Regions from separate parts of the Mus musculus genome. Here region 1 is linked to region 2. A link is a loop called in an ENCODE intact Hi-C map of the cell type or tissue named here. Cell type or tissue: heart. All regions are shown on one strand. Each heading gives the region's core, and the rest is flanking DNA. Links, peaks and the distances in the headings are about the cores only. Region 1 has its middle 17 kb from the start of Pgk1. Region 2 overlaps Atp7a (ATPase, Cu++ transporting, alpha polypeptide).

Region 1 (15,990 bases), core at 5,398-13,397, 66 kb after region 2:
GCTAATATCCACTTATCAGTGAGTACATATTGTGTGAGTTCCTTTGTGAATGTGTTACCTCACTCAGGATGATGCCCTCCAGGTCCATCCATTTGGCTAGGAATTTCATAAATTCATTCTTTTTAATAGCTGAGTAGTACTCCATTGTGTAGATGTACCACATTTTCTGTATCCATTCCTCTGTTGAGGGGCATCTGGGTTCTTTCCAGCTTCTGGCTATTATAAATAAAGCTGCTATGAACATAGTGGAGCATGTGTCCTTCTTACCAGTTGGGGCATCTTCTGGATATATGCCCAGGAGAGGTATTGCTGGATCCTCCGGTAGTACTATGTCCAATTTCCTGAGGAACCGCCAGACTGATTTCCAGAGTGGTTGTACAAGCCTGCAATCCCACCAACAATGGAGGAGTGTTCCTCTTTCTCCACATCCACGCCAGCATCTGCTGTCACCTGAATTTTTGATCTTAGCCATTCTGACTGGTGTGAGGTGGAATCTCAGGGTTGTTTTGATTTGCATTTCCCTGATGATTAAGGATGTTGAGCATTTTTTCAGGTGCTTCTCTGCCATTCGGTATTCCTCAGGTGAGAATTCTTTGTTCAGTTCTGAGCCCCATTTTTTAATGGGGTTGTTCGATTTTCTGAAGTCCACCTTCTTGAGTTCTTTATATATGTTGGATATTAGTCCCCTATCTGATTTAGGATAGGTAAAGATCCTTTCCCAATCTGTTGGTGGTCTTTTTGTCTTATTGACGGTGTCTTTTGCCTTGCAGAAACTTTGGAGTTTCATTAGGTCCCATTTGTCAATTCTCGATCTTACAGCACATGCCATTGCTGTTCTGTTCAGGAATTTTTCCCCTGTGCCCATATCTTCAAGGCTTTTCCCCACTTTCTCCTCTATAAGTTTCAGTGTCTCTGGTTTTATGTGAAGTTCCTTGATCCACTTAGATTTGACCTTAGTACAAGGAGAAAAGTCTGGATCGATTCGCATTCTTCTACATGATAACAACCAGTTGTGCCAGCACCAATTGTTGAAAATGCTGTCTTTCTTCCACTGGATGGTTTTAGCTCCCTTGTCGAAGATCAAGTGACCATAGGTGTGTGGGTTCATTTCTGGGTCTTCAATTCTATTCCATTGGTCTACTTGTCTGTTTCTATACCAGTACCATACAGTTTTTATCACAATTGCTCTGTAGTAAAGCTTTAGGTCAGGCATGGTGATTCCACCAGAGGTTCTTTTATCCTTGAGAAGAGTTTTTGCTATCCTAGGTTTTTTGTTATTCCAGATGAATTTGCAAATTGCTCCTTCTAATTCGTTGAAGAATTGAGTTGGAATTTTGATGGGGATTGCATTGAATCTGTAGATTGCTTTTGGCAAGATGGCCATTTTTACAATGTTGATCCTGCCAATCCATGAGCATGGGAGATCTTTCCATCTTCTGAGATCTTCTTTAATTTCTTTCTTCAGAGATTTGAAGTTTTTAGTGAGATGGCATTTTTATGAAGTTTATTTTGCCCAAGTAGGTTGGCTGATATCTTCTGCAACTCTTACTGCTCTGCTAATCTATCAAGAAGTTTTTCTCCAAAACCTGATAGATCTAATACAATCACTCTCCCTAGCTCTTGTGCTCTGAATTAGAGGAAAAATTGACTTATGGAGTCTCATGCAGAAACTATAATGGAAACTTCACATGGATTCCAGTAAAAAGACCAGTTCATGTTGTTTCTAGTACCAGTACTATATCTTTGGACTGGTGTTGTGTTTTGAAGTTTCAGAACCCTTCTCAACTGAATGTTCTTAAAGTTGAACAGGGCATTAGCCAATGGGTCCACATCATCTTACTGACAACAGGTATTTTGTACAAAAGTGCTACAAATTCCTGTTGTATGTGACACCTTAGGAACCTAAAATCAGATCAGCTTAGAGAGGACAGTGCTGTCTATTTCAGACTGTTTTCCCAGAAATAGCTTTCACCTAAGTTGCTGACTTACTTCCAGTTTCTCCCCTTATCTACAAGATTCTAGGGGCAGCTTGTTGAGGAAGAGACTTGAAGAAGACATTTTTTTAAATCTGGGATAACAGGCATGTACTTCAAGATGCCCTAGTCAACACCCCCTCCCCCCCAAATAAATGGTATCGTAATGAACTCCAGTCCTTTCTACTACTTACTAAAAAAAAAAAAGAAAAGAAAAGAAAAAAGAAAAAAAAAAGAAAAAAGGAAAAAGAAAGAAAATCCTCTCCCCTTTTTTGAACTGAGTTCTTGTTATGTAGCTCATATTGGCTTGAAACTCAAGATCTTATTGTGGCCTCATTTTTCTAAGATTACAGGCATGCACCACTATGTACAACTTAGTTTCTACTATTTTTATACATAGAGAAAAAATTGGGGACAGTGTCCCATTTTTTTTTTTAACCATGTTAGTCACCAACAATGTACCCATTGTCCAAACTGGAGCTTGGGAGCCTGAGCCTCTGCAGCTTCTGAGCAGTGCTGGGCACTGTAGTTTTGCTGAAACCAGCCACTCCCACTCCTTCCTGATCGTCTGTCAACTCTCTGGGGGCGGAGTAGCTCTTGAGTAATGGAAGGGACGTGCAAGCCTGTGTTCCTCTCCTGGTCTTGGGCAATCTTCACCTGTCTGGTTGATCTGGTCACTGCACGACTGCTCTCTCCACCCCAGGGTTGCATCCATCCCTTTCTGCCCTCCCTGCATGCCAGGCAGAAGAGGAGTTCAAATCATCTCGGTAGGCATAAGAACAAATTATTTTGGATTGAGAGGACATTGTTGTCTTCTCATTCTTACTGATTCATTCACAGCAGGAAAAACAAAACATAGACTAAGATGTAACATAACTAACATGACACATTTATTTTACTGAAACTAGCTTATCTCACATAACATCAAAAAGACTAAGATCATCGAATAGCACACTGGTCAATGGGCCAAGAGTCCTTGAAACTATGTAACACGAGAGTTCCAATGCTGGGAAGATGATGATAGCTGAGGGCTAATAGGAAAGTACACTTAGGTGCATAGGGGTCGAGCCTTTCTTGACAGAAAAGGTAAATAGTTAACTACAAGAACTGACTTCGTTTTGGAGAGCTTTTGAAATAGGCAAATTCTAGGAAACAGAATGAACGGTATGTTTGTTCTTGTACTGGAGAGATTGGGGGACTCTGTGTAAACTGGAAATGTTGCTGAGCATGGTGGCACGTGCCTTTAATCTCAACCCTCTAGAAGGAGAGGCTGACATATTTCTGTGAGTTCAAGGCCTGGCTGGAATACACAGTGAGCTTAAGGTTTTTCAGAATTTCAAGATTAGAGATCTTGAAAGCATCCAACCAAGTATAAGGACCTTCATGGTTTGGGGCCTTGTGTGAGGACATGGGTTATGTGTTCATGAAGGAGGTCTTTCTTGTTACTATGAGCTACAATATCAGCTTTGCCCACACAAGATAAGTTTCTACAGAGAAAACCAGTGGGCATATGCCTAAAGTGTCTATGAATCAGTTCAGTCAAGGGGTGGACACTTGCTGCAACAAAATGATCCTGCACCTTCGAGGTAGTCTGAGAAGTGGAGTGGAGAAATGGTTTCTCTTTCATAAGGCAAGGGTTTGGTTCCCAGAAGCCACATGCTGCCTCATAGCTATCTATAACTCCAGTTTCATGGAATCTGGCCTCCTCTTCTGGCCTCTGAGGACATTGCACTCACAGAGTATACAGACATACATTCAGGTAAAACCCATACATATAAAATAAAAATAAAGTCTTACTCAATAAAAAGAAATATGAGGGCAATCAAGATGGCTCAGCAGGCAAAAGTATTTTCCCTCAAAAATGTGATGACTTCTGTTTGATTTTTTTTTCTCTGTATAGCCCCTGGCTGTCCTGGAACTCACTTTGTAGACCAGGCTGGCCTCGAACTCAGAAATCTGCCTGCCTCTGCCTCCCGAGTGCTGGGATTAAAGGCATGCGCCACTACGCCCGGCTTTGTGTTTGATTCCTGGAGCCCACATAAAGATGTAAGGAGAGAACGGACTCTATAATGTCTCTCTCTGCGTCTCTGTCTGTGTCTCCTTCGCATACAATAATGATGAAGACGATGATGAATTTAATGAATGAAGCACTGTTTGTTGCCATCACTAATAAAATGTGCTGCTGTCTCTCTTGTTTATGGTTTGGAATGGGTGGTATTGTAGATCAAGGCATCCTCAACTTCACAGGGACCTGCATTACGTATTCTTATATGTTAAATAGTAACTAGCAGCCGGGCAGTGGTGGCACACGCCTTTAATCCCAGCACTTGGGAGGCAGAGGCAGGTGGATTTCTGAGTTCGAGGCCAGCCTGGTCTACAGAGTGAGTTCCAGGACAGCCAAAGCTATACAGAGAAACCCTGTCTCGAAAAACAAAAACAAAAACAAAAAATAGTAACTAGCCAGGACACAGGGAAAATTCATTTCCTAGACTAAATTACTAGAGCTCCAAGCACTTTTTAATTTTTAATGAAAGCATTGAGCTCTATTTTAAAAAGCAGATTTGAAAGTTATTATTATATAATTTTTCTTCAAACAAATCTGAAGTAGAAAGGGTTAAATCATAATAAAAATATAAAAATAAAAACTCTTAGTCCCAAAGGGGATAAGAACTCCACATGAAGACCAACAGAGTCAATTAAACTGGACCCTTGGGGGATCCCAGACACTGAAGCACCAACCAAAGAGCATACATGGGTTGGACCTAGTGCCCCTACACGTATGTAAACAGATGTGAACTTGATCTTCATGTGGGTCCACCAACAATTGGAGCAGAGACCATCTGTGACTTGGACTCTGTTGCCTGCCTGTGGATCCCATTCCTCTACCTGGCCTCAGTGGGAGAGGATGTGCCATGCCCTGCAGAGGCTTGATGTTGGATACCTGGTGTTTGGGGGAGGGTGTTTCTTCCCCTCTCAGAGGGGAAAAGGAGTAAAAATGGAGAGGGACTGTGTGAGGGGAGAGTGGGAAGGGAGGCAACCATTGTGATGAATAAGTAAATTAATTAATGAAAAACATCCTCCTGCTACTAAAGATAGAAATATATTAAGCTTTAATTTATTTTGAAGAACTGAAATGTTCTTCCCTATGAATACTGAAAGGAGGGGCAGATAGAGACTTCTCCATTGGGAAGTGAATCTGTGGCCTACCTGAGTGGCTTTCATGCTTTTCCAAACCTCAGTTTCATGCTAGTTTTGCATTTGTTTAAAGTGGGTAATGCTTCTACATCTTCATTGGTTACTTATTGTTGTAGTCACCAGAGAAGACTCCTTGGACATAGGTTTAAGCCAATAGATGCTCTTTATTAACCAACCAGCAACTACACTGGGTATTCAGGATCCCAATGTAGTACCAAGCCTTTCTCATAGTGAGCTTCTAAGCACACAAAAATATATATTTTGGGTTTACATATTTCCGTTAATAAGGACAGTTAGCCAGAAGCAGAAATATGGAAGCCAAAAAGTAAGGTTAGTATATTTAGAGACTTTCCCATAACTATGAACTTTGATGGTTTTCGCAGGTGGTGGTATCTAAGTACAGAGTTTTACAGCCAGAATGTACTTCCATCATGAAGTCAGCTGGGCTGAGGTCTGGAGACCTACTAAAGTCTGGGGCTCCGTTAAAGTATCTTCTTCTTCTCCTTCTCCTTCTTTTGTTTTTGTTTTCGAGACAGGGTTTCTCTGTATAGCCCTGGCTGTCCTGGAACTCACTTTGTAGACCAGGCTGGCCTCGAACTCAGAAATCTGCCTACCTCTGCCTCCCAAGTGCTGGGATTAAAGGTGTGGGCCACCACGCCCAGGGTTAAACAGTTACTCTGTCAAGGTTCTCCTATCTTCAGAAATTAACTCCCCTTAGCTGACACAGTGGTTAACACTTAGTCACTACATATTCTTTGGATTTGTCTTAGTGTAATATCTCTTAAAAAATAATAGTCACAGGCCTGGTGCCTTGGCTCCATAGAAAAAGGCACTTGCCAAGAAAGCTTGATAAATGTTTGCATGTCAAAATACATAATTGTTCACGGAATCCCAGAAGTGCTCTTTATCCTTGGGCAAATTCAATTATTTGTCTAAAATAATGTTCATTCTCATTGTCAAAGTGCTGAAATAGAGGATCTACAAGCTACATGTATCTTTGAGCTCGTGTATCCAAGGCTGGCCTTGAATTTATTATATAGCTGAGAAAAACTTCAACTACTGATCCTTCAGCCTGAAGCTCAACACTGCCGGGATGATAGACAAGTACTATTGTGGGAAAACTGCTAATTAAGGTTGAAGTCTACCATTGTCCAGGTAGCCTTTTGGGCTCAGTGCAAAATGGGGGACTCCTTTTACTAGCAGGGCTTCCCCTTCTCTGACCTAACCCCACCCCCAACTCTACCGACAGAATGTCACATAGCCTTAGATTATAGGGTCAACTTCCTTTCTCCTGATAAGAGCCCATTCAGCTAGCACCTGAGGTTCTTGGAATGCCTCCCTGTGCTAATAAGGCATCTCAGGACCTTAGCCTTCAGCCAATGACATTTGCCCATCCTGGATTTTCCTACCCCCTTAACCTAAAACTCTATAATCCTTGAATCGCCTCCAAGTAAAGTTGATCTGTCTCCCCACAGTTGGTCCTCGTGTGTGCTCATTACTGTACTTAATTACAGGGCTTCAGAATCCCCTGACCATAGGCTTTGCTCCATTCGCCCTCATAAACCATGATGACCCCAGGGGGCAGGGAGGATCACATGCTATTACACTGTTTTATGCAGTGCTGGAGATCAAAACTAGAGCTTTATTCTACCAACTGGACTACATATCCAGCCATACATTATGTATTTTATATAAAACTGAGAATTTAATTTGAGTGTTCTACAATTAGCTTAATAAAAATGGCCTGTAAGCTCAGGAAACACGCAATAAGGTTTCTAGATGTGTCTGGACATTAGCTTCTGTGCAGATCTGTCTGCGAACCAGGAAGGGCTTACATTGACTGAATAATGGCTTAATGCAATCACCTGATTTTACTACGTACTTTACCTTCAGGGTGCATTTTAAGACTATTACTGGTGGCTAATGGTAAGTAGATCACAGATGAACTTTGCCAGGGATTCTTTCCATATTAAATCATTAAATATAGTGACATGGTAAGTACATCACAGATGAAGTTTGCCAGGGGCTCTTTCCATATTAAATTGTTAAGTATACTGACATGAACAAGAGCCTGTTATGGTTTGGGTTTTAAGTGCACCCCACAAAACTTCCCAAATCCTAAATAAAGACCTGTTTGCCAGATTGTGGCACTTATGGGTGGTGTTAGGAGCTTTAGCATGTAGGCCCAGTGGGAGGTTAAACCAGTGGGAGAAAACCCTGAGGTTTGCAACCCCGACCCCTTTTCCTCTGTCTCTGAGGTTTGAGACTTTGCTCCACAGTGCTCCCCACCAGGCTATTTTGTTTCATCACAGGGCCAAAGTCACTGGAATCAAACAACCAGGGACTGAAGCCTCTGAAATGGTGAGCCAAAGCTAATTCTTCCTTCTTTAAGACGCTTTTCCTCAGGGAGTTTGTCACAGCAATCAAAGGTTCATTGACTTAAGGTCTAACTATGGAACACCCTCAAATCACACGTTAACAAGTATGTAGTAAAAAGTAATGACACAGCACAGCACCAGGTTCTGGGTGGGTGTCAAGGTTTGCTAACCTCTTTTTCAAGAAATTTGCTATCTAATTAGAAAAAAAAAAAACATATTTGATGGTTAATAATGGCTGTCAACTTGATAGATTTAGAATCACCTAGGAGACAAACTCCCGGGGAGGCTTCTGGCAATTTGTAGTTGGGGGTCCATTGTGGTGGGAATGGGATGGTAGCTAGGCTGCATACAAAAGAGAAAGCGAGCTGAGCAGAAGTGTTCATTTCCTTCTGCTCCCGGACTGCTGGTGCAGTGTTGCACTCTACCACTGTGCCTTTTCCACTATAATGGACTCTATTCAAACTGTGAGCCAAAATAGATCCTTAGGCCGCCTTTGCCAGGTAGATTATCAAGGTGATGATTGCAGCAATTAATACAACATCTCTCTCTGTATAAAATGATAATTACAATGTCATGTGATACATGGCTCAAGGATCAAATCAATGATACACAATGTGCTGAATCAAAAAGAAAGATGGCCAGAAGCCAAATCCCTTCCATTAGCACAGAAATTGATACCCAGATGACCAGGACTTGGGGCTTGTATTTTTTTCTCAGTAAATAATTCTGATATTAAAGTTCCCTAAACTTCATGTGTCTTATCTATTAAAATGGCATCCCTGAAACAGCATCTTCTAAAGTGTTGTAAGGATTAACTGAACTAACACATAGCAGGGATCAGTGGCACTTCTGTCCGAGAAACACTAGCTAAGAAACCCATCTTCTTCATGACAGAAGGAACTGGCATGGAAGGAGCACCATGTTTGATGTTGGCATTATTAAAGAGAAGCCACTATAAATACAATGGCTACCAGCTTAGTCCATCTTGTTATTAGCTAAGTCTGAAGATGCACAAGGGCCATAAAGACAAACCTGGAGCATTTTCTCCAAAGAGCACAGTATTTGATTATATATTACTATACTGGACATAAAACCTAGGGCCTCAATTGACCAATGGGTTATATCCACAGCTCTCTTTTGACTTCTCTTTTTGAGACAAGTTCTCACTAATTTCCTCCTGCTTGCCTTGAACCCCCTCTTCATCCCAGACAGGCCTTGAACTAAATGGAGTCATCCAGTATCAGCCTCCTAAGTAGCTGGGATTGCAGGCATATACCAACAGAGCCAGATCAAAGGTTGCAATTTTCCAGCATCGAAAGCTTTGTAAATACTAACAGCTCTTCAGCAGGGCATGGTGGCATGTTCCTGCACTCCTAAATACTTAAGATGCTTAAAGCAGGAAGATTAAGGTCTCAGCCAGCCTGGGCAACACAGTATGGCCTTGGCTACACTTCAAAAATCCTTTGCAGTTTTTGAAATGCCAAGTCTAGAGATTGGGACTGTAGTTTTAGCTAGAAGAGTGCTGTTTTAACAGGGTTGGAATCCTGGGTTTAAACCTCAGTATCACACAAAGTGGGTGTTGTTGTGGATGTGTCTGTAATCTCGGCATTCAGGAGGTGGAATCAGATGGGTTTGGTGTTGAAGGTCAGCTTTGGCTGCTCAATGAGTTCTAGACTAGCAGAGAACACGAGATGCTGTTACAAAAGGAGAAAGGAGGAAAGATAAGGAGGGAAGAGAGGGAGGGAGAAAGAGAAATGCCCAATCTAATTTCTGGAATCTAAATTTTCTACAGCCTGAAGATGCACAAGGGCCAAACATGCTGCTTTGAGAAAGAAGATTCTGATTTTAGGGTATGAAGGATGAAAATAAGCTATTTAACGAGGATCTGGGTAGAGTGAGGCACACCTGTAATTCTAGGTCTTGGAAAATGGACGCAAGAGAACAGGCAGTTCAAGACCATTCTCAGCTACATAGTGAGTTAAAGGGCAGCCTGGGACACAGATTTTGCCTCAAAAGAAATAAAAATGCAGGGAGAATGTGAACGGGAAGGAAGTTCCTCTTCATCTCCTGTATAGCACCTCCACCTGCTGGTCATCCGAGGAATAACCAACCAAGCAATGCTGGAGCAGGCACCAAGTAGAACCCTCGACAGCCTATTGGGCCCCATTGTTCTTTCTTAATGAGCCGCCTAAGCACTCCACTGTTATCAGATAAGCAGGTAACAACACAGTGTGTATCAATTTCTTGTGTCCACTATAACGAATTATTACGAACACAGTGACTTAAAGCAACAGACATGTATTCTTCACAGTCCTAGAGGTCAGAAATCCCAAAGTGTGTGTGTGTGGGGGGGTGGGGGAGGGGGGTGCTTGAGTGTGCGTGAGCCAGAGTTCCGTGTTAATGTCTTCCTTGGTAGATCCTCCGGTCATCATGTTTTGAGACAGGGCTTCTCGTTGGCCTTGGAACTCGCTGCTTTGACTAGATTGGCTGGCTAGCAAGTCCCAGGGATCGTCCTGTTTCTGGCTCCCGAGCCCTGAGATTATACATTCTGGTTGCCACATTCGGCTTTTCTGTGGGTGCTGGAGATTAAACTCAGGTCCTCGACTTTGAAGAACAAGCGTTTTACACATTTAGCCATCTCCCCAACCTCGTTCACTCCATTTTTATTACTCTTTAATTTATTAATAATTAATATATAGGACTGACCTGCCGGACAGTGTGTGCGGAGTGGATGGCACACAGAGTGCTAAGTTTTGTGTTTGGATTTGAGGGTAGAAAAGGAAAAGGGAGGGGTGTGCTGCCAGGCAGTGGAGGGCAGGAAGTGGCGCTGCAAGGGAGCGCTCCCACAGGTGTGCCTGTGAGTGCATTGCTGGTGCCTAAGGAGGACAAAAGGGCGTCAGAACTCTTTTTTTTTCCTTTCTTTTTTTCTTTTCTTTTCTTTTTTTTTTTTTTTTTTTGGTTTTTCGAGACAGGGTTTCTCTGTGTAGCCTTGGCTGTCCTGGAACTCACTTTGTAGACCAGGTTGGCCTCGAACTCAGAAATCCGCCTGCCTCTGCCTCCCAATTGCTGGGATTAAAGGCATGCGCCACCACGCCCGGCTTGCGTCAGAAATCTTGACGCTGGAGTAAAGAGCATTTATGCAGCAAGCTCTCTTAACTTCAGAGCCACCTCTCCAGCCATAAAGCTATTTCTTTTTAAATTTTTTAAAAAATGTCTTAAAAAAAAAAGATTTGTATATTTATGTGAATACACTGTCTCTGCCTTCAGACACACCAGAAGAGGGCGTCAGATCCCATTACAGATGGTTGTGAGCCACCATGTGGTTGCTGGGCCTGACCTTTTATTTATTTATTTTTTTTGTAATGGTGAAAACTTGGAGATCATAATAATGTTAAATATGCTAAAATAATTTACAATATGTCCATAGAGTAGGGTGCTATATAAGTCTCATCAATGAGAATATCAAGTATGTATTTATCAAAATGGAAAGAAGTGCCAGTGTACTGTAAGTTGAAAACTGATCAAGTTATAAAATAATGTTAAGGGCCGGGCGAGGTGGCACACGCCTTTAATCCCAGCACTTGGGAGGCAGAAGCAGGTGGATTTCTGAGTTCGAGGCCAGCCTGGTCTACAGAGTGAGTTCCAGGACAGCCAGAGCTACACAGAGAAATCCTGTCTCAAAAAATCAAAAAAAAAAAAAAAAAGTATTGAATCCAGTGTAATGGGGCTGGTGAGATGGCTCAGTGGGTAAGAGCACCGGACTGTTCTTCCGAAGGTCCAGAGTTCAAATCCCAGCAACCACATGGTGGCTCACAACCATCTGTAACAAGATCTGATGCCCTCTTCTGGAGTGTCTGAAGACAGCTACAGTGTACTTACATATAATAAATAAATAAATAAATAAATAAATCTTAAAAAAAACCTAAAAAAATAATGTTAAGGAGCCGGGCGTGGTGGCGCACGCCTTTAATCCCAGCACTCGGGAGGCAGAAGCAGGCGGATTTCTGAGTTCGAGGTCAGCCTGGTCTACAGAGTGAGTTCCAGGACAGCCAGGGCTACACAGAGAAACCTTGTCTTGGAAAAAAAATAATAATGTTAAAGAAACTCCCATGTTCATATATGTACCTTTATATGTCTGGACATGAACTTGCAATTTTATGAAGACATACTCCAGAATATTAACAGTGATAATTATTGAGTGGTGAAACTCTGAATGGTTTAACCTTTTTATATCTATATTTTACAACTTTTCCACTAATGATGTATATAATGTCTCTGAGAGAGTGAAAGACAGAAACAGAGATATAGTGACACAGAAAGTGTATGTATGAGATGGAGAGAGAGAGAGACAGAGACAGAAAAGGAGAGATACACAGATAATAACTAATTTTGGGGAGATCCTAAAGGAGGGAGCTGGGAAGATAACTCTGTGTGTATGAGTGCTCTGGTATCAATGGGAGGAGAGGATCTTGGTCCTGTGAAGGCTCGATGCCCCAGTGTGGAGGAATGCTAGGGCAGGGAGGCAGGAGTGGATGAGTGGGTGGGGGAGAACCCTCAAAGAAGTAGGGGGAGGGGGATGGGATAGGAGGTTTCAGGGGGGAACCAGAAAAGGGGATAACATTTGAAATGAAAATAAATAAAATATCCAATTAAAAAAAGAAATTGGGCTGAAGAGATGGCTCAGAGGTTAAGAGCACTGACTGCTCTTCCAGAGGTTCTGAGTTCGATTCCCAACAACCACATGGTGGCTCACAACCATCTATAATGGGATCTGACACCCTCTTCTGGTGTGTCTGGAGACAGCTACAGTGTACTCACATACATTAAATAAATATTTCTTAAAAAAGAAGTTGCAAAAAGAAGAGATTGACATACAGGAAAATAATTGTACTGTTGTGGATTAATTTTGTCCTTATTTATTTATATTTGTATATATAAGTTACAAAAGCTGAATATTATGGACTGAATAACTAGGAGGTTACTGTAAGATCTTACTTCCTTGACATCATTGTGCTATTATTGTTTATACATATGGCACTGGCCAAGGAAGTCTGAAACTACTTGGCTTTAATATAAAAGACGCTCCCTTGGGGGAGAAGGGTGAGAGTCAGTGGGATGCATCCAAGTGAAGAAAGATATCTGTTATGCCTTTATGCCTTCAAATTAATGAATTTCACCGGCAGGCTTCAGCATGGAATCAAAAGCTAAAGTACTAGTAATTGGTTAAAATGTTAATGAATCTTGAAAATGGTCAGGCATATTCAGTGCTATGCTTTGTGGTATTACATGTTGGCCTTTTAAATCATTTTACAGTAACGGTTAATTGTTTTTTTGTGTGTGTGATGTCTATGTACTTTAAACATATTTAATCCCAGCACTCAGGAGGCAGAGGCAGGCAGATTTCTGAGTTCAAGGCCAGCCTGGTCTACAAAGTGAGTTCCAGGACAGCCAGGGCTATACAGAGAAACCCTGTCTCAAAAAACCAAAAACAACAACAACAACAACAACAAAACATATTTAAGAGGTCAATATCCCATCAACGTTTACCAGTTGTAGGAATGTGCTTATCATAAATTCTAGTTCATTTAAAGTTTATCCTTTATGGATGCTCATTTAGAATAAAGCCAGAAAAGAGGTAATCCATACTGTGTAAATTGTCATCACTAAGGCAGTTACTAAAGCACTTTCAAACTTAATAAGAGAAGAAACGTTCAGATAGGATAGTAGAAACAATACACCAAGCAATAGTGAAATAGTACACTGGGATGAGCCAGGATGGACAGGGATGCTGTGTGAGTTGGTGGTTGCTAAATTGATTTCACAAGTTAGCAGAAACAAAATATATGTATTGCATATTAGCTGTATCTATGTAAATAATTATAAACTGCCTTCACTATGGCTTATGCAAAAATTTTAAATTTTATAATATATATTGATTGTCAGTGTTCTTTGGTCTTTATAAGTAAACAGAAGTTGTTCAATTTATATGTTAACCGTTACAGGATGTTTGATGATACATATCTATAAGGTGTCATTTTTGCAAGCTACAGGAAGTTTATGAAAATTACTTTGAAATAACAAAAATAAGCATTTACTTTAAAGCATATAAATATATACTTCTTCACCATATATTCTAAAATTGATTTAAAATAGATAAAATATAGTTACTGGTAATCTTGTATAAACTATAATAAACATCTTTGCTCAAAAAATTTAATCTAACAAACAAACAATCAAACAACCACCCTAGCTAAGACAACAAGTAGTGTCTGGGCATGCCAGGTCCATGCAGGCTTTGACTTCTTGCCTTCCCCAGTTGAGCTTTCTCTGTGCTCAGTGTTGTTTCCTGGAATTCTTGGGCACTTGTTTTTCTTGTCCTCTTCCTGTCAGTGCTGCTGAATGTATGCTTCTTTTCCCATTGCTCACATGTCCATGGAGACAGCAATCTACTTCCAGGACAACTCTTGGGGCTTGTTAATAAATTAATTGGTGAAAAGACGCCTCCCAGGGAACAAAAGCCAGAGCCTTTTTATACCTCTGAACTTTCTATCTCCCTTCCCTTGCTACCTCACTTGACTCAGATAAAGACGGAGGGAGAGCAGGTTAAGAGGAGGCCTAAGTGTTCTTTTTGGCTCGGGTTCTTTGTGAAAGGGGATCTGTGTTGCAGGCACTGATAAAGGATAGAGATAAAGTTACAAAGGCACGCATGATACTAATGTTATGTGATTTATACTAATGCCATAACTCTGGTTACCCAAACCAGAGTACTTCAAAGAGTTTAGGGCACCGAAAAAAAATTCCCTATGCCAGAGAATTTTTACCTGCTAGCTGAAAAATTGATTTTATTATATGGGAAGGTTATAAAAGAGTTCTATTAAAAACTAACTCATGGGCTGGTGAGATGGCTCAGCGGGTAAAAACACTGACTGCTCTTCCAAAGGTCCTGAGTTCAAATCCCAGCAACCACATGGTGGCTCAAAACCATCCGTAAAGTGATCTGACTCCCTCTTCTGGAGTGTCTGAAGACAGCTACAGTGTACTTACATATAATGAATAAATCTTTAAAAAAAAAAAAAAAAAACTAACTCATGCCGGTCGGCCGCGGTCTGGCTTTGTCTTTATGTCGGGTCTAGGGCAGCTGCCCTGTGAGTTACCTATTGCTGTGAGACCAGGCGGCCTTGCTGTTGGGGAACTTGCTGCTGTTGCACTGTGTCTCTCAGAGCCACTCCGTTAATTGTACCGCCCGAACTGGATCTCTCACCCTCAGGGCGCCGCTCACCTGGAGAGGCCCTCAGCCAGGAGCTGGGAATACAGCGACCCTCACTCTCCAGTCATCCTTTGCTCTTGATGCCCCAGTGGATCACGTTGGAAATGCAACTGCATCCCAGGAACTTGGTTCCGGTTATCTCAAGTTAGGAGGTCAGGCCTACAGTGATGTATGTGGAGCACACTGCAGTCTAGTGCAGAGCCCTGGAGGGAATTGAGTGTGCCAGCCCCAGGACCTTCCTACAAGAAAATAAGCCTTGTATTATTATAAAGTACACTGGACAGCACTTCATAACCATGCTTCTCTACTCTCGCTTCCTGGGATGCTTCGCAGTCCACTGCTTCTGCCTGGGACACACTGGAACAGCAGCTGGGAAGCTGCTAACACTTGGAGGATCTGGTGGTTCGTCGATCTTATTTTGCTCATCACTGGGGGACTGATGCCTAGTGATGGCAGCAACTGGTGCACTGTCTACTAAACCTTGCTGCTGTCCTATGCTGGCAAGGAAAGAGAGTGCTTGACTGCCAAGATAATTACAAGCTCTAAATTCTCCTCTGAGCATCACCATCCTCTCTAGGAGGCAGGACAGACCAATTTTTTTCACCCCAAATCTGAACCTTGCAAACCAGAATGACAAGCAGTAGTGTGGAGTCCAGTCATACCCTTCCTCACATATAAAATTTCAAAGATCAAAATGGTGACTTCTCTCCAGAGATCATTGTCAGTGATGTTTCTGTGTGTCTGGATCTAAAGTCGTTTGGAGCAAAGGGACACAACAGGATGAACCAAACCCGTGTTTATCCATTCACAGCCTTTTGTAACCCTAAATTTTCATGCACAGATCAGAAGCTGCGCCAATGAGAAGTCTTCAGGTGATGTAGAAATGACTGTGGATTTTAATACACACCAAAATTCTGACTCAGAATTTGAATTGCAGAATAAAGTTAAAAAAAAAAAAACTAACTAACTTCCAAAATAACACTAATGCAGAATAATGGAGTTTAAGGTCAGTATGAGACACATGGCAAAGCCAACAAAGAAAGAAATTCTTTCTAAAAAGAAAAAATATATATATTACATATTAATCAATGTAAGAGTATCCTTTATTTATACTGCCTTTCTGAACATTAAAAATAACATAAACAAAATAATTTCTTTTTTCTTTTTTAATAGATTT
Region 2 (15,990 bases), core at 2,884-10,883:
ATGATGCCCCTTGGTGTTTTGCACAGCAACTTGAAGCCCTTCTGTACATACCTCTACTTAAATGCGAACTTGTTCCTGCTCAAAATCTCCCCCTTATAGCCAGGTAGGTGCATGCCTGTAACCCCAAGATCTTGTAAAGTTTAAGGCCAACCTGGGCTTACATATGAGGCTCGAGAACAGTGTTTATAGATTAGTTAAAAGGCAAAGGAGGTAAACATCCATAATTTATGCTGTTTACTTAGGTATACATATGAATTTCGGGTTTAGAAAGACTCAGTCATATTCACTCTTCTGTTACAGTTTTGTGGCGGCTGGTACTTCTACATTCAGGCTTACAAAGCACTGAAGCATAAGACAGCAAACATGGATGTGCTGATTGTGCTGGCAACCACCATCGCATTTGCCTACTCTCTGGTTATTCTTCTGGTTGCAATGTTTGAGAGAGCCAAAGTGAACCCCATTACCTTCTTTGATACACCTCCTATGCTGTTTGTGTTTATTGCACTAGGACGATGGCTGGAACATATAGCGAAGGTAAAATATGAAAGGGTGACATTTGTTAAGATAGTGGATCAGTCAAATACCTTACTGTTTTCTCATTACCACTCATTAGAAATGTACCCCCAGAGCTCATGTCTCTAGCTGCATATGTATCAGAAGATGGCTTAGTCAGCCATCATTGGGAAGAGAGTCCTTGGTCTTGCAAACTTTATATGCCTCAGTACAGGTGAACTCCAGGGCCAAGAAGTGGGAGTGGGTGGGTAGGGGAGTTGGGGGGAGGGTATGGGGGACTTTTGGGATAGCATTGGAAATGTAAATGAAGAAAATACCTAATTGTAAAAAAAATGTGTATTGAGTAACGTAGTTAACCATTTTAGTTCTAACAATATCTTCAGTAAAGTTATCAAGTTGATATTACCGCCAAGGTTAGAGTATATACTTTGGGTTTTTTGTTTTGTTTTTGGTTTGGTTTGGGTTGGGTTTTTTGTTTTTGTTTTTGTTTTTTTGTTTTTGGTTTTTAGAGACAAGGTTTCTCTGTATAGCCCTGGCAGACCAGGCTGGCCTCGAACTCAGAAATCTGCCTGCCTCTGCCTCCCGAGTGCTGGGATTAAAGGCGTGCGCCACCACGCCGGGCCCATGGTACTTTGTGAGAACCATTGAGAATTACTGATTAGTCATATCATATTGCTATTTGAGAGTTGACTTAACCATGTGGCTTAAAACAGTGGTATCAAAGTTTACTCATGTTGCCATGCTGTGATGAAGGTCAGCTTCTAATCCAGTTCCATGTAACTTTATGTTTAACTGAGTTAAAAAGCATAATCTATGCTTCTCAGTACCGTAAGTGTTGTACAGTTTTTCCCTAACTACAGTCTAGACAGTCACTTGCTAGTTCTGTCAGGTAAGTGTGTCTTCATTTTTACTAAACCGTTCTAGCTTTCTTAATTGTTTTTTCCAATTTTTTGTTCTAGACAATACTACACTGACCATATTCATGCCTAGCATTCATTCTTCCCTCTGAGCTGGGTACCTTAGGAGTGATTAAGAAGGGATATGATTTATGATGGTTGTCTCACAGGGCATAATCTTCCCATGGTCTCATGCTCTTAGCTGGGGGAAATTTGGCCAGTTAGGGTCTGTCAGCTAGGTTTTACTACAATGTCCTCACTATAGCGTCTTCTCTAAATCCTTGCTAAGTGGCAGATGGTAACTAGAATGCAAAGGGGATCTGGTTTAAGTTTCTTTTATGAGTAGTCTGGAAAAGCTATCTATACATGGAGTGTTTATAATTCTTCTTGAGTAATCTACTTATTCAAGTACTTTGTTCATGGATACATTAGATTCCTGGTATTTTCTATTAAATTGTATTTCTTTATAAATTATACCTCGTACTTTTAAAATTATAGTTTTGATATTCCAATGTCAATTTCTCTGATCAAATGTTTTTCTTAAGCTAATGTTTGAGCAAATGTTAAAAGATTTTATCTTTATGTTTAAACACTTTCTTTCTTCAGCACTGTTGTTGTGTTTTAATCTATAGGGCAAAACCTCCGAGGCTCTTGCAAAGCTAATTTCATTACAAGCAACTGAAGCCACTATTGTAACTCTGAACTCTGAAAATCTCCTCCTGAGGTACTTCATTTGCGTTTGTAACTTGTTTTAAACATTCTGTTATTGATTTTATTGTGGTGAGTACACATATGTTATGACACATGTGTGGAGGTCAGAGGACAGCTTGTGGGAGTTTTCTCCTCGTACCATGTGGGCCCTACTGATGGCACTGAGGTTGTTAGGTTTGGCAGCAAGCTACCCTATGTGCTGAACCAGCTTACTGGCCCTCTTTTATGGACATATTTTGAGATGTATCTATTAGTAAGGAATGTCATAATGCCACATAATCTGGCTCTCAGACTTAATGATGCTTTACTTCCTCTGTCTGTCTCATCTTTCTTTGTTGCAGTAGGAAATAAATCCCAGGCATATAGTTTCTGTGGAACATTCTCAGCAGGATTTCTTTATAGAAGGATGTATTCAGCTAGATGGTGGTTGCATATGCCTTTAATCGCAGCACATGGTAGACAGAGGCAGGTGGATTTCTGTGAGTTTAAGGCCAGTCTGGCCTATACACAGTGAGTTCCAGGACAGCCAAAGCTACACAGAGAAACCCTGTCTTGAGACCAACACCCCCAAAAGGACATATTCAAGCCATGTGTAACCCTAACAAGCCATACCTGTAATCCTAACACTCCAGAAGCTGAAGCAGGGGGATCGTGGATTTGAGAATAACCTGGGCCAGTCTCTTACCTTACCTATCTTTTGACACAAGGTCTTGCTTTGGGGCTCTGTCTTCAGGATTGTTTTGGTGTCAGGAAATGATCTGAAGATCTTAAGTATACCAGAAAAGTGGTTGGCCACTGAGAACTTACTTATTTTAACGCTTAGTGATACCTCCTTTGACTAAAGGAAGAAGAAAGGAAAGAATGAAGGAGCTATTCTAATTTAAAAGAAATATAAGATAGCTGATATTGAAATTTTTATATAGCTAGTTAGGGTCTCATGTAATATAGGCTGACCTTGAACTCATAATCCATCTGCCTCTACTTCCCAAGTATTGGGATTACTGGTGTTTGCTATCATGCCTGACTGTGGCACTGTTTTTTTGAATAAATATTTAGAGTGCTTGCTTTGGGCCAAGAATTTGTTCATTACCACCAGTGAGCAAAACTAATGTGGTTGTTGCTAGCCTAGATGTTGGATCCCGGTTCTGTTCGTAGTAATTACAGAGCCATAAGCTTGACACGGTCTCCAAATCTTGTGTGTGGAGGGTAGAATAAGCAGATGCCATGATGCTTTTTATGTTAACTCATACGCAGTGAAGAACAAGTGGATGTGGAACTTGTACAACGTGGAGATATCATTAAGGTTGTTCCAGGAGGCAAATTTCCAGTGGATGGCCGTGTTATTGAAGGACATTCTATGGTGGACGAGTCCCTCATCACAGGTATGCTGTGTCAGAGAATCATGACATGAAAGGGAAATATATCAAAAGTGATAATGGAAGGTAGACACTAAAGGAGAACCAATAAATGTGTAAATCATGAACAAAGAATATGAGGGTTGTTCTTTTTTTTTTTTTTTAAAGAATATGAGTTCTTTAGAGACTGCTTGCAGTTTCCTCTGCAATGTGGGAATCTCTTCCTGGCTGTATAGCCCTGTGTTTTCTGGATGAGAAAAAAAAAAAAAAAAAAAAAAAGGAAAAAGAGGAGGGCAACTTTATCTTTGCAAGTGTCTAGATCCTAGTTTAAGAAGAATGTCCTTTCCAGGTATTTGTTGACAGTCTTTTCTTCTTACTTTCTTCAGGGGAGGCAATGCCTGTGGCTAAGAAACCTGGCAGCACGGTGATTGCAGGTTCCATTAACCAGAATGGATCTCTCCTCATCCGAGCAACACATGTGGGAGCAGATACAACCCTTTCTCAGATCGTCAAACTTGTGGAGGAGGCACAGACATCAAAGGTAACCTAGTTCCCCAGGAAAAGCAGACGATGTTCTTATTAAGCCCTTCTAGGATGAGTCTTGTGTATTTTCCTTTGATTAATTCCAGTTGCATTCCTGGGGTTTGTTAAGATAGTTCTGACTGTGCTAACTACCAAATATACTGTGTATTCAGTATTAGAGAAAAGACTTAAAGACACTCGTCATCATCACTATTATTCTAAATTCTAGGCTCCTATCCAGCAGTTTGCAGACAAACTCAGTGGCTACTTTGTTCCTTTCATCGTCTTGGTTTCCATTGTTACCCTCTTGGTGTGGATTATAATTGGATTTCAAAATTTTGAAATTGTGGAAACCTACTTTCCCGTAAGTGACTCATAATAACTTTTGACTATGTACAAAACGCTTTGTGAAACTTTTGTAGAGGTCATTAAGTAAAGCTCATTTTGAGGAGCTGGAGAAATGCTCAGTGGTTGATAGTACACACTACTTTTGCAGAAGGCCTGAGTTACATTCCCAGCACCCACCTGTAACTCCAGCTATAGCAGAACTGGATGCTTCTGGCTTCTGAGAATGCCTGCACTCGTATTCACACCCCCACCAAAAAACTATACACAGTGCGTGACTAGTCCCTGTGGAGGCCAGAATGGGGTATTGGATTCCTTGGAACTGTAGTTGCACATGGCTAGGAGCCATCATGTGTGTGCTGGGGCCTTGGGAAGAACAGCCAGCACTCTTAACTGTTCAGCCATTTCTTCAGCCCCCAACGAATACCTTATAATTAATGTTTATTTTAAAGCTATATAGTATCAGTGCCTACTTACTAAGGTCTCGGATGCTTTCTAAGTATGGCTTTATAATGTAGTAAAGGAGATCTGTGATGTCCCTCACTTTATTTTATTTATTTATTTATTTTAATTTTAATTTTATTTTGGGGGGGGTTTCGAGACAGGGTTTCTCTGTGTAGCCCTGGCTGTCCTGGAACTCACTCTGTAGACCAGGCTGGCCTCGAACTCCGAAATCCGCCTGCCTCTGCCTCCCAAGTGCTGGGATTAAAGGCGTGCACCACCACCGCCCGGCTTCACTTTATTATTTTAATTCAACAGTCTTTAGTGAAAGTGTACATGAGATTCCTCTACTGTAAATTCTCAGCTGTTTCTCCCTTCATACTTGTTGAGAGTTGGCTTTCCTTTCCAGGATGCTTTTTGTAGTCTCTGTCTAGCTTTAGCCTGGCAGTAACCACATGGATGGACAGTTGTGCTATTAGCTGTTTCTCGCTGCACTCCTTCAATGGAGATGACAAATTTTTTTCCTGTACAGTTGGACCACTTTGCCAATCTTCTGGGCTCTGTAGTGTCCTCAGAGCACAAACTTCACCATCTGTGCTTCTACACTCTTTGAAAAGAGAAGAAAACCTGATCTTCCTTGAAGTGTGGGAAGGTGCATTGAAATACTGTTTGCCGTTCTTGATTTGATTAGAAGTTACAAAGGGATTGAACTTCATTTTGGTAGATCCAGTAATCCCTCACTTTAGATATATAAACTTATATATAAACTTTAACTCAGCTTCTCTTTTTGTAAGGGGAGACATAGGGATAACAATGCCTAAGTTAAAAGATTTAAATTCACAGAGGTGAGAGCACACAACATATGTGAAAACATTTGTATATGACCTATACAAAAGTCTATGCCTAGATATTCATGAAATTCCCTTCTAACTTTTATCTTTTAAAATATTTTAAAGACTTATCTTTATACATAAGTATGTGTATGTGTGTGTGGAACTAGACTGGGAGAGTGCATTGGATTCCTTGAAGCTGTAGTTAAAGACAGGTGTGAGTTGCCAGATGTGGGTTCTGAGGACTGAACTTGGGTTTTCTGTAAGAGTTGTAAGTTCTCACAACCACTGAGCAGTCTCACTAGCCTCTTTTAACTTTTTATCTTTATTTCACTTACTCTGTGTATGTGTGTGTGTGTGTGTGTGTGTGTGTGTGTGTGTGTGTGTGTATGAGAGAGAGAGAGAGAGAGAGAGAGAGAGAGAGAGAGAGAGAGAGAGAGAGAGAGAGAAAATGAGTTCTGGAACATGTGCACCACTGAGCATGTGAGAAGGACAGAAGACAACTTCCAAGAGTTTGTTTTGTTTCCACTGTGATCTCATGGAATTGGAACGAGGTTGTAAGGTTGCACAGCAAGCACTTTTGTCTGCTGAGCAATCTTGCTTGCTCTAACCTTTGTTCTTTAAAGTGAATATTTAAGTTATTGTCTATAAAATTTTGTATGGACGTCCAATCAATGACTTCAGCATCAGAGAATCAGAATGTGTTCAGGAACAAACTTATTGAAAATAATGTCTTATGTTATTCTTGAAAGTTGCTAAAAGTTCTTCTAGATATGGAGAAATTATGGAATTCTGTGTTCTTTATTTTTCTTCATAGTTAGTAACTCCAAAATCATAAATAGGACTTATTAGCCAATTCTGCTCCCAATTTTTTATGTTTATAAGTGAAAAAATGTTTATCATTAGTAACTAAAGTGTATGTAAGTAGCCAGGTAGGCTACGTGACTTCAACACAGGTTTTATTTAAACAGGGTTGACCAGTGTTGCTTTTGTTCTGAACAACTCTACCTGTAAATGAATAACCGAAGTCCATGTCTTTCTTCTAAAGGGCTATAATAGAAGCATCTCCCGAACAGAAACCATAATACGCTTTGCTTTCCAAGCCTCTATCACGGTTCTGTGTATCGCATGTCCCTGTTCACTGGGACTAGCCACTCCAACTGCTGTGATGGTGGGCACAGGAGTAGGTGCTCAGAATGGCATACTTATCAAAGGTGGGGAGCCACTGGAAATGGCTCATAAGGTAAGAGTCCTCAGGACTAAAAATTGCACTATCAAACATGCAGTCACACCCTATTGAGAAATGGGGTTCGTAGTTTTTTTTGGCTGTGGTTCTTAGGCTGAGTCTGTTCTGGGGCTACCCTGAGGATTGAGGTAGGAAAGCTGTAATGTTGGGTCTTCTTCAGATTTGCCTTGATTACTTAAGCACTCCGAGTAGTCCCTGAATGGAGAGCCACTGTAGTTCCAAGCCATCTCTGATTACCCACATCTCCAGCACTTGCCTGGGAAAAGTTGCCAGGGCCTCCCGTGCTTCTGACATGTTTGTGTCTGACTCCACATTGTGGGAGTTGCACCTGCCATGGCAGTGCCTTTGCTGCCACCAGCTGGCAGTTTGCACTGTGACTTCAGCCTCAATTAAGGCTACTTCAATTAAAGCTGTGCTCCCAATAATACAATCTCATTATAAGGATTTAAAATATATACAGGTGCATGGAGGATACAAAGTACATAGCTTAGAACAAATCTGGAACCTAGAATAGCTAACAAATAAATATAGGCTAGAATTTTTTAAATGTGTATGAGTATATTGGCTGCATGTATGTCCATGTACCACATGCATAGAGGCCAGAAGATGCTGTTGAACATCCCCCCCCCCCCCGGGACTGGAGTAATCAACAGTTGTGAGCTGCCACATGGGTGTTGGGAACCAAACCTGGGTCCTCTGGAAGAGCAGTCAGTGTTTTTAACCATTGAGCCATCTCTCCAGCCCTAAGGAATTTTTTAAAGGTTAGTTTTTATTTTTACTCATGTGTGTGCACTTTGATATGTATATTAACGTATTTATGGGTTCCTGTGGAGGTCAGAAGGGTGTGTCAGATTCCCTAGAGCTAGAGTTATAGGTTGTTGAGACCTGCCCAATACTGGTGCTAGGAACTGAACTGGGGTCCTCTGCAAGAACACAAACTGCTTTTAAGCACCGAGTCTCCAGTCCCCAGGGTACTAGTTCTTATAGGAAAAAAAATGGCATAACTTCAAACCTAAAAAAGTATTGCCTTTTCTGCAGCTGTTGGGTACCTATCCTAAGACCAAGGACACTCCTTTATGTGACCACAGTACATTTATCAAAATCAAGAAATTAATATTGACATAATGCTGTTACCTAATCTGTAATTTCCTGTTCTGCTTTCCTCCCTTGTGTCCATGATACCCGTTACAGCACTTTTTCTCTTGTCCAGATGATGGCTCTGAGTGTTAGTCCTATCTTTATATCAGTTCTCTGGGCTGTTCAGTCTCCAAGGTTCTCATTCTGAGTTTATAGTGAGGTGAACATGGTCTCTAACTCCAGATTTTCCCCTTCTCCTATGTACGCTGACTTTCTCGAACTGCTTCTCTGAGCTTCCTCTTAACAGCCCGAGTTCTTAACCAAGACCTAGCCAAGTCAGGCAACCCAGCTGTCATTCCATGCAACCTAACATTTACATTTTCTCTTACAGTCATCTGCTTGCCACCCAGATTTCTCCAATAGATCTCTAATTCATTAGTATTGAAAACCTTTGTGTTTCCCCTAGAGATGCCAGTGACGGTCTCTTAATTACCTATTAACAGCCAACCCAGAACTAACAGCTCTAGTTGTTTAACACAGATTCACAGATATTTAACAGGATTAAAACTCAACTGTGGGGTAAGGAAATTAGTTGCTACAAGAGTATTTTTTAATATGCCTTTTGTTCATCCAGAGATGATCAGTTGTGAAGCCAAAGTCCAGTTTATTAAGAAGTGAAATATCTGTTAAAAATAAACCTGTTTCTTATTTCTGGGAAGATGATGTTACATGGATGCATTCTGTTTTGTAACTGTTCTCTAGGTAAAGGTAGTGGTATTTGATAAGACTGGAACCATCACCCATGGAACCCCAGTAGTGAATCAAGTGAAGGTTCTCGTGGAAAGTAACAAGATATCACGCAATAAGATCCTGGCCATTGTGGGGACTGCAGAAAGTAACAGTGAACATCCTTTAGGAGCAGCTGTAACCAAATATTGCAAAAAGGTACAATTTTATCTTTCATATTTATGTTACCATGTCATGTAGGAATGATAACAGACCTAATCTGGGCTGGTCTTTGAATACATTTTATGTATGTAATTAGTATGAGGCTAAAGAGAATTGTATTTTCTTTTTTAAAAATATTTTTATTAGGTATTTTCCTCATTTACATTTCCAATGCTATCCCAAAAGTCCCCCATACCCTCCCCCCCACTCCCCTACCCACCCACTCCCCCTTTTTGGCCCTGGCGTTCCCCTGTACTGGGGCATATAAAGTTTGCCTGTCCAATGGGCCTCTCTTTCCAGTGATGGCTGACTAGGTCATCTTTTGATACATATGCAGCTAGAGTCAAGAGCTCTGGGGTACTGGTTAGTTCATATTGTTGTTCTACCTATAGGGTTGCAGTTCCCTTTAGCTCCTTGGGTACTTTCTCTAGCTCCTCCATTGGGAGCCCTGTGATGCATCCAATAGCTGACTGTGAGCTTCCACTTCTGTGTTTGCTAGGCCCCTGCATAGTCTCACAAGAGACAGCTATATCTGGGTCCTTTCAGCAAAATCTTGCTAGTGTGTGCAATGGTGTCAGCGTTTGGAAGCTGATTATGGGATGGATCCCCAGATATGGCAGTCTCTACATGGTCCATCCTTTCGTCACAGCTCCAAACTGTGTCTCTGTAACTCCTTCCATGGGTGTTTTGTTCCCAATTCTAAGAAGGGGCAAAGTGTCCACACTTTGGTCTTCGTTCTTCTTGAGTTTCATGCGAATTGTATTTTCTTATTTAATTGAATGGATTGGGCAGGGACTGTAGCTGGATTGGTAGAATGCTTGCCTAGATGTTAGGGGCCTAGGTTTTGATCCCTGACACCAATAAAGTAAGCATGTTTAATCCCAGCCCTCAGGAAGCAGAGGCAGGCAGATCTCGAAGTTCAAGGCCAGCCCGGTCTACAGAGTTCCAGGACAGCCAGGGCTCCACAGAGAATCCCTGTCTTGAAAAACAAACAAAAACTTTCATGGTCATCTTCATTGCATAGTGAACTTGATCCCAGCCTAGACTATGTAAAACCTTGTCTCAAACTTGTATACTGCTTTGTTCATACAGCAACTGTAAAGATTAAAAAAAAAAAAAAGTAATTCTGATCTTATCACACAGTAACCCATTTGACATAAAACGTTAAAATAGAAGTAGTATGTATATTGATAGCATAACTTAGGTCATAAAAGTGGAACGCTTACCCCTTTCCCCCAACATAACTCCTCAGTCCAAAATTTAATAATTGGTATCTGTGACTTAAACTCTCAACTAAAAAAACCAATTCTCCCTGCCTCCTAATCTTAAAGGGACAGTATGTGTTTTCCATTCAGGAATCTCCAACTAATTTTTTTTCCCAATTAATTTTTAAAAGTGAGTTCTTGCCCAGTGGTTGAGACATCTTTATTGATTTTTTAAAAAATTTATAAAGTTTAATAAACAATTTCTGGTGTGTTCAGAAATGTATGTTAATGTTATTTATGTAATTATGTAAAGATTTAGTTTAGTTTAGTTATTAATGTGTTTTTCTCTGTGTGTGTATGCACACCTGAAGTGGATATTGGATACCTTGAAGATGAAGTTACATTTCTGAGCTGCCTAATGCGGGTGTTGAGACCCAAATTCTAGTCCTCTGATGGAGTCATATGTACTCTTAACTACTGAGCCATTTCTTCAGCAAAACCTCATTCTTTTAAGAGCAAAGATTTTCCTATGTTGTCCAGGCTGGTCTAAGTTCCTGGGCGTAAGTGCTGTTTCTACCTCAGTTTCCACATGGCTGGGTCTATAGGCATGTGTCGTTTGCACCTAGCTGATGATACTTTTTTTGTTGCTTTTGAGAGTCTCATCACATAGCCAGGGCTGGTCTGGAACTTGCTTTATAGCCAGGTAAACCCTGAACTTACAGAACCTGTGCAGATTTCCATCTTTTAAGAGCCAGGGTTCCAGGTGTATGCCATCATGCCCACCTGCATTTATCATTCAAAACTTTACATAGAAAACCATACAGTGACCTTGCTTTTTATTTTATTAGATGAATTTTCCCTATCAGGAAATTCAAGCCTACCCCATTGTTTTGTATTCGGTTCTGTGAGTGGGGTTTTGTTTTCAGTGCACACTGCCACATGCTTGCCAGTTTCTCCAGTCTGTCTTCATGTTAAACATCAGTGAAGTTGTTAGATCATCAGAGGCTCACAGTTTCATTTTTCATGACCATTACTAACATTTATACAAATGGTTTTATCAGTTTGTGCCTGCACCCAAAATTTGAAGTCCTGTCTTCTTTCATTCTTCTAACACTGTTCTCCTAATTAAAAATACTACACCATTTGTTTGTTTGTTTATTTAGTGTGTTGTGTTTCTGTTTGTTAGGAGCTGGACACTGAAACCCTGGGTACCTGTACAGATTTCCAGGTTGTACCAGGCTGTGGTATTAGCTGTAAAGTCACCAATATTGAAGGTTTGCTACATAAGAGTAACTTGAAGATAGAAGAAAATAACATTAAAAATGCATCCCTGGTTCAAATTGATGCAATTAATGAACAGTCATCAACTTCATCTTCTATGATTATTGATGCTCATCTCTCAAGTAAGTTGATTTCTTTGTAGTAGTTTATAGATTTCTCTTTTAGCTTTTTCTTTTTTCCTATTTTTCTTTTTTTAAATTGAAAATAGATCCTTCTCTCTTACAATGCATCCTGACCACAGTTCCTCCTCCCTTCACTTCTCCCAGCCACTCCACCTCCTTTTTCCCCAGATCCACTCACCCTCCATCTCCAACCAGAAAATAGCAAGAGACAACATCCAAGCATGGCAGAACAAAATAGAGTCAGACAAAGCAAAAGCCCTCATACCAAAGCTCACAAGGCAACCTAGCAGGAGGAAAGGAGCTCCAAGAACAGGGAAAAGAGTCTGAGACACATCCATTCTCACAGTTAACAGTCTCACAAAATACCAAGCTAACAGTCATAACATATATGCAAAGGACCTGGTGCAGACCCATCCAAACCCCATGCTTGCTGCTTCAAGTGCCTGTGAGCCCCATATGCATCCTACTTAGTTGATTCAGTGGGCCGTGTTCTCCTGGTGTCCTCCATTCCCCTCTGAGTCCTACAATATTTGCACCCCCTCTTCTGTGGAATTCCCCAAATTCTGAGGGGAGAGACCCAATGGACACCTCCAATTTAAACCCTCAGCATAATGAGTGTTGGGCTGTGGGTCTCTGCATCGACTCCCATCTACTGCCAGAGGAAACCTCTCTGATGACAACTGGACAAAGCACCAATCTATGAGGATAGCAGAAATCATTAAGAAGAATTTCATTGATTTTTTTTTGACCAGTCATGTTTGGTTCCACCCTATGTCCCTGGGCTATCTAGTCTCTGGATCCTGACCATCGAACCAGGGTCAGAAATGAACTCTGTCTCATGGCATGGGCCCCAAGTAAAATCAGACATTAGTTGGCTACTCCCACAAGTTCTAAACCACCATTGTATTACCATTTTATGGAGGCAGGACCGAATGTAGACCAAAAGGTTTGTGTCTGGGTGTGTGTCCACCTTTTTCTTTGATTAGCCTGCAGAGTATTTGTAAGGTTCCACACAGGCACCAACTTGACCTTGACGTGTTCAATGAGCTGTGCAGATGTAGTCCTTGGCAATGGGGCCCTGCTGTTAATTTGTAGAGAGCAAACTTCTGTCCTAGTATCAGTCTGGCTTGTTTGGACAAGCTTGTGGAGACAGGACTCCCTTGGCCAAATACTCACCAAATATAACTTAGTCCCACCACTGGAAGCCTTGCCTGGCTATTAGAGATGGCCAGTTCAGAGTCTGTAGTCCTCATTGCTTAGGAGTCCTTACTAGGATTACTCTCACAGATTCCAGGAGGAAGTTTCCACACTGCCCCCAACTGCTGCTCAGCTCCATCCCATCTCCCAATACCACCCAATCCCTCCCATTCCCTTCCCCACCTGCCTCATTCTACCCACAAAATCCATTCTATTTCTCCTTCCCAGGGAGATCCACCTTCAACCCCTCCTCTTCACCTAACCTCCCTGGGGTCTGTGAATTGTAGATTAATTATCATTTACTTAACAACTAATATCTACTTATAAGTGAACACATACCATGCTTGACTTTCTGTGTTTGGGTTACCTCAGGATGTTATTTTCTAGTTCCATTCATTTGCCTGCAATTTTCAGGATGTCCTTGTTTTTAATAGCTGAGTAGTACTCCTTGTGTAAATGTACCACGTTTTCTGTATCCATTCCTCTGTTGAGGGACATCTGGGTTCTTTCCAGCTTCTGGCTATTATAAATAAGGCTGCTATGAACATAGTGGAGCATGTGTCCTTATTACATGTTGGTGCATATTCTGGGTATATGGCCAGGAGTGGTATAGCTGGGTCTTCAGGTAGAACTATTTCCAGTGTTCTGAGGAACCACCAGATTGATTTCCAAAGTGGTTGTACAAGTTTGCACTCTGACCAGCAATGGAGGATCCTTGAGTCTCGTGGGGAGTTCCACAATCTGCATATTGTCCAGTTGTGGCTCTCTATGTTCATTTCCATCTTCTTCAAAAAGAAGCTTCTCTGATGTGGGCTGAGTGAGGTGCTGGTCTATGGGTGTCATAGTATATTATTAGAAGTCATTTTATTCTTATGTTCCTTTAACAAAATAATAGCAATAGGTTTTAGCCTAGATCCATTCTAGTCTCAGGGTCTTGGTTACTTAATAGTACTGGGTATGGGTTCCATCTCATGGGCTAGGCCTTAAATCTGATTAAAGTGTGATTAAGTTACTCCCATAGCGTGTGTGCCACTCTTGTACCAGTATGTCTTACAGGCAGGCCATTGTTGCAGGTCGCAGGGTTTGCAGTTGAGTGGTGATAATTAATGGTCGCCTGTCTCCTCTAGTGGAATGCAGGAATGCAGAGTACCTTTCGGTACCCTGAACTCTAGAGTCAGTAGGAGTGAAGCTTATAGTTAGGCACCAGCTCGACTTTTCCATGTTCTGTGATATAAGTATTGACTTCAGCAATAGGTCCTGACAAGTAGAGAGCACCAAATAACATCGGCAGTAGCCTGTGGTGATTTGTTTGTTTGTTTGTTTTGGTTTTTGAGGGCTTGTTTGTTTGTTTGTTTGTTTTGAAGGTATTCCTTTTTTGGTGCTCCTTTGTAGTCTGCCATTTTCTACTCATTATTTCATTTCCTATTCTCTCCATGCAGTACCCTCACTGTAAATAGCATCTACCCTGTTTATCTTTCTAGACTTGTCTTTATGGTTGGCACTTCAACATGTGCTGATCGAAATACTTACTCATCTTAAATTATACTTGTACTTTATTTCTATTATATTAGACATACTACAAAATAATTATTTCCTGACCATTTGTACTTCTCTGTGACTTTTTGTCTATGGATGTCATTTTAAGTAACTGACATATAGAAAAATTACTCAACAGGAACATCTACTGTGTGTTGTGGATCGCTAACAACACTAAAAAGAATCATTAGTGAGGGCAGAGGTGTACACCTCTCTAAGCCTCTCCTCTGCTTAGCATATGTGAGGCCCTGGGTTGGATCTCCAGCACCACTGAGGAAGAAGATGGGAGCTAGTACCAAAGAAAGAGGCTGCGTTAGTGGGCTATTGTCACTACCCTGGCAAAACATAACAATGGCTCAGGCTCGTGTGATAGCAGTACAGTTTGTAAGAAGTGGTCAAATTCCAGGTGTGTCTTGAAGAGCAAGCTGAAAGATTTAACTACTAATTAGATATATAGAATATGAGTTAAATAAGAGTTAAGGGTTTGGGGAGATGGCTCACCAATTAAGAATATTGGCTGTTCTTCCAGAGGACAAATTTCAATTCTACGCACCCACACGGCAGCTCACAACTGGCTTGTAACTCCAGTACCAGGGGATACAGTGTTGTCTTCTGACCTCCCACGGGCACCATATGACATGGTACACAGACATACATGCAGGCAAAATACCTATCCACATACAAACCAGTTTTTAAAAATTAAAACAGAAGAGTCAAATCATGCCAAAGTTAGTGGCCCACCTTTTAGATGGATGGAGTTACCATTAAATAGGATACGGAAGACAAAAAGAACAATATTGGAGACAAGATCAGGCATCCAGCTTTATAGAAGTTACATTATATAACAGGATGCCTGTTCGCTAAGTAGAAATATCATAAAAACGGAATTATTAGGTAGGCAGTTGTCTCCAGAGGCCTGAACATTCAGGAGACTGAATTAGAAATACAGAATTGAGAGTCATTTGCTTTGTAGATCTGTGGTATCAAATACAGTAATTATAAGTTAGTTACATGTGATTGTTTAACTTTTGATTTAATCAAATTTAGTTTAATGTAAAGTCCAGCTCTTTAATTATATTGGCCCTCAATAGCCACATGTGTTGCCTAGTGGCTATAGAATTAAAAAGAATGGGTGTAGAGCATTTCCATTATTGCTGGAACAACTGTTCCAACATCATTAGTTTACTAAAGATCACGGAAACACTGTGGGAATAGTTCATTAGAATAGTAGAGACTAAAGCTTTACTAGAATGGGTTCAAAGAGAATAGGAAGAGGTGAGTTAGAAACAGTTCGTAGGGGAAGTGCTTTTGAGCAGTTCTGCTGTGCACGGAAGCAGAGGTATGACAGCTAGACCACTGATACGAAAGGGTTCTTCTGCTTTTAAAGATAGGACAATATGCAGCAGAGATGGCAGAAAATGATTATTCAGGAAGGAGAGAAAAAAAGTAGGCAAAGAAGGGTAACCTAGCATACAGGTAGAGAGACTGGCCTTCAGCAGGCTCAGGCTCTGTTTATAACAGGGGGAACAAGTTGGGTTCACCTAGGAGGCACAGGAGCTGGGACAATTTAGCCATGACAGATTCTCTTATGATAGTATCATGGATGAGAATGGGGGAGGAAAAGTTAGAGATTTCAAAGGAGAGGCGATTTCAAATGGTCATCCTGAAGAAATAGATTGAGTGCACTAGAGACATGTAGTCAAGCATCTGTCCATCAGAGGTAAGAGCTCACTTAAAATTAGTGTGGCGCACACCTTTAATCCCA

Evidence for each region. Hi-C counts contacts between places; a loop is a spot of excess contacts. Peaks named below come from ENCODE experiments on the same cell type or tissue, not always from the same donor. Only the 100,000 strongest peaks of a DNase experiment are listed, where the experiment ranks them.
Region 1: a loop joins it to region 2, with 2.9 times the contacts of the local background. A loop is called at or near these places in 4 of 42 quality-filtered maps.

The regions. Positions count from the first base shown.
Region 1 is chrX:106,161,636-106,177,625 of GRCm38, forward strand. It overlaps the pseudogene Gm14856. Among named protein-coding and RNA genes, the nearest start is that of Pgk1, 17 kb to the right of the region's middle. In heart, for the core only: a CTCF peak has its summit at 9,647 (motif pointing left); a DNase peak (open chromatin) is centred at 9,646; H3K4me3 peaks cover 754 bases; H3K27ac peaks cover 663 bases.
Region 2 is chrX:106,098,486-106,114,475 of GRCm38, forward strand. It overlaps Atp7a (ATPase, Cu++ transporting, alpha polypeptide), which reads left to right. Exons shown (of 23, transcript NM_009726.5): 10 at 301-534; 11 at 2,042-2,133; 12 at 3,375-3,502; 13 at 3,862-4,016; 14 at 4,227-4,361; 15 at 6,662-6,856; 16 at 8,699-8,881; 17 at 11,276-11,492. Among named protein-coding and RNA genes, the nearest start is that of Tlr13, 37 kb to the right of the region's middle. In heart, for the core only: a CTCF peak has its summit at 7,216 (motif pointing left); no DNase peak of the experiment used is centred there.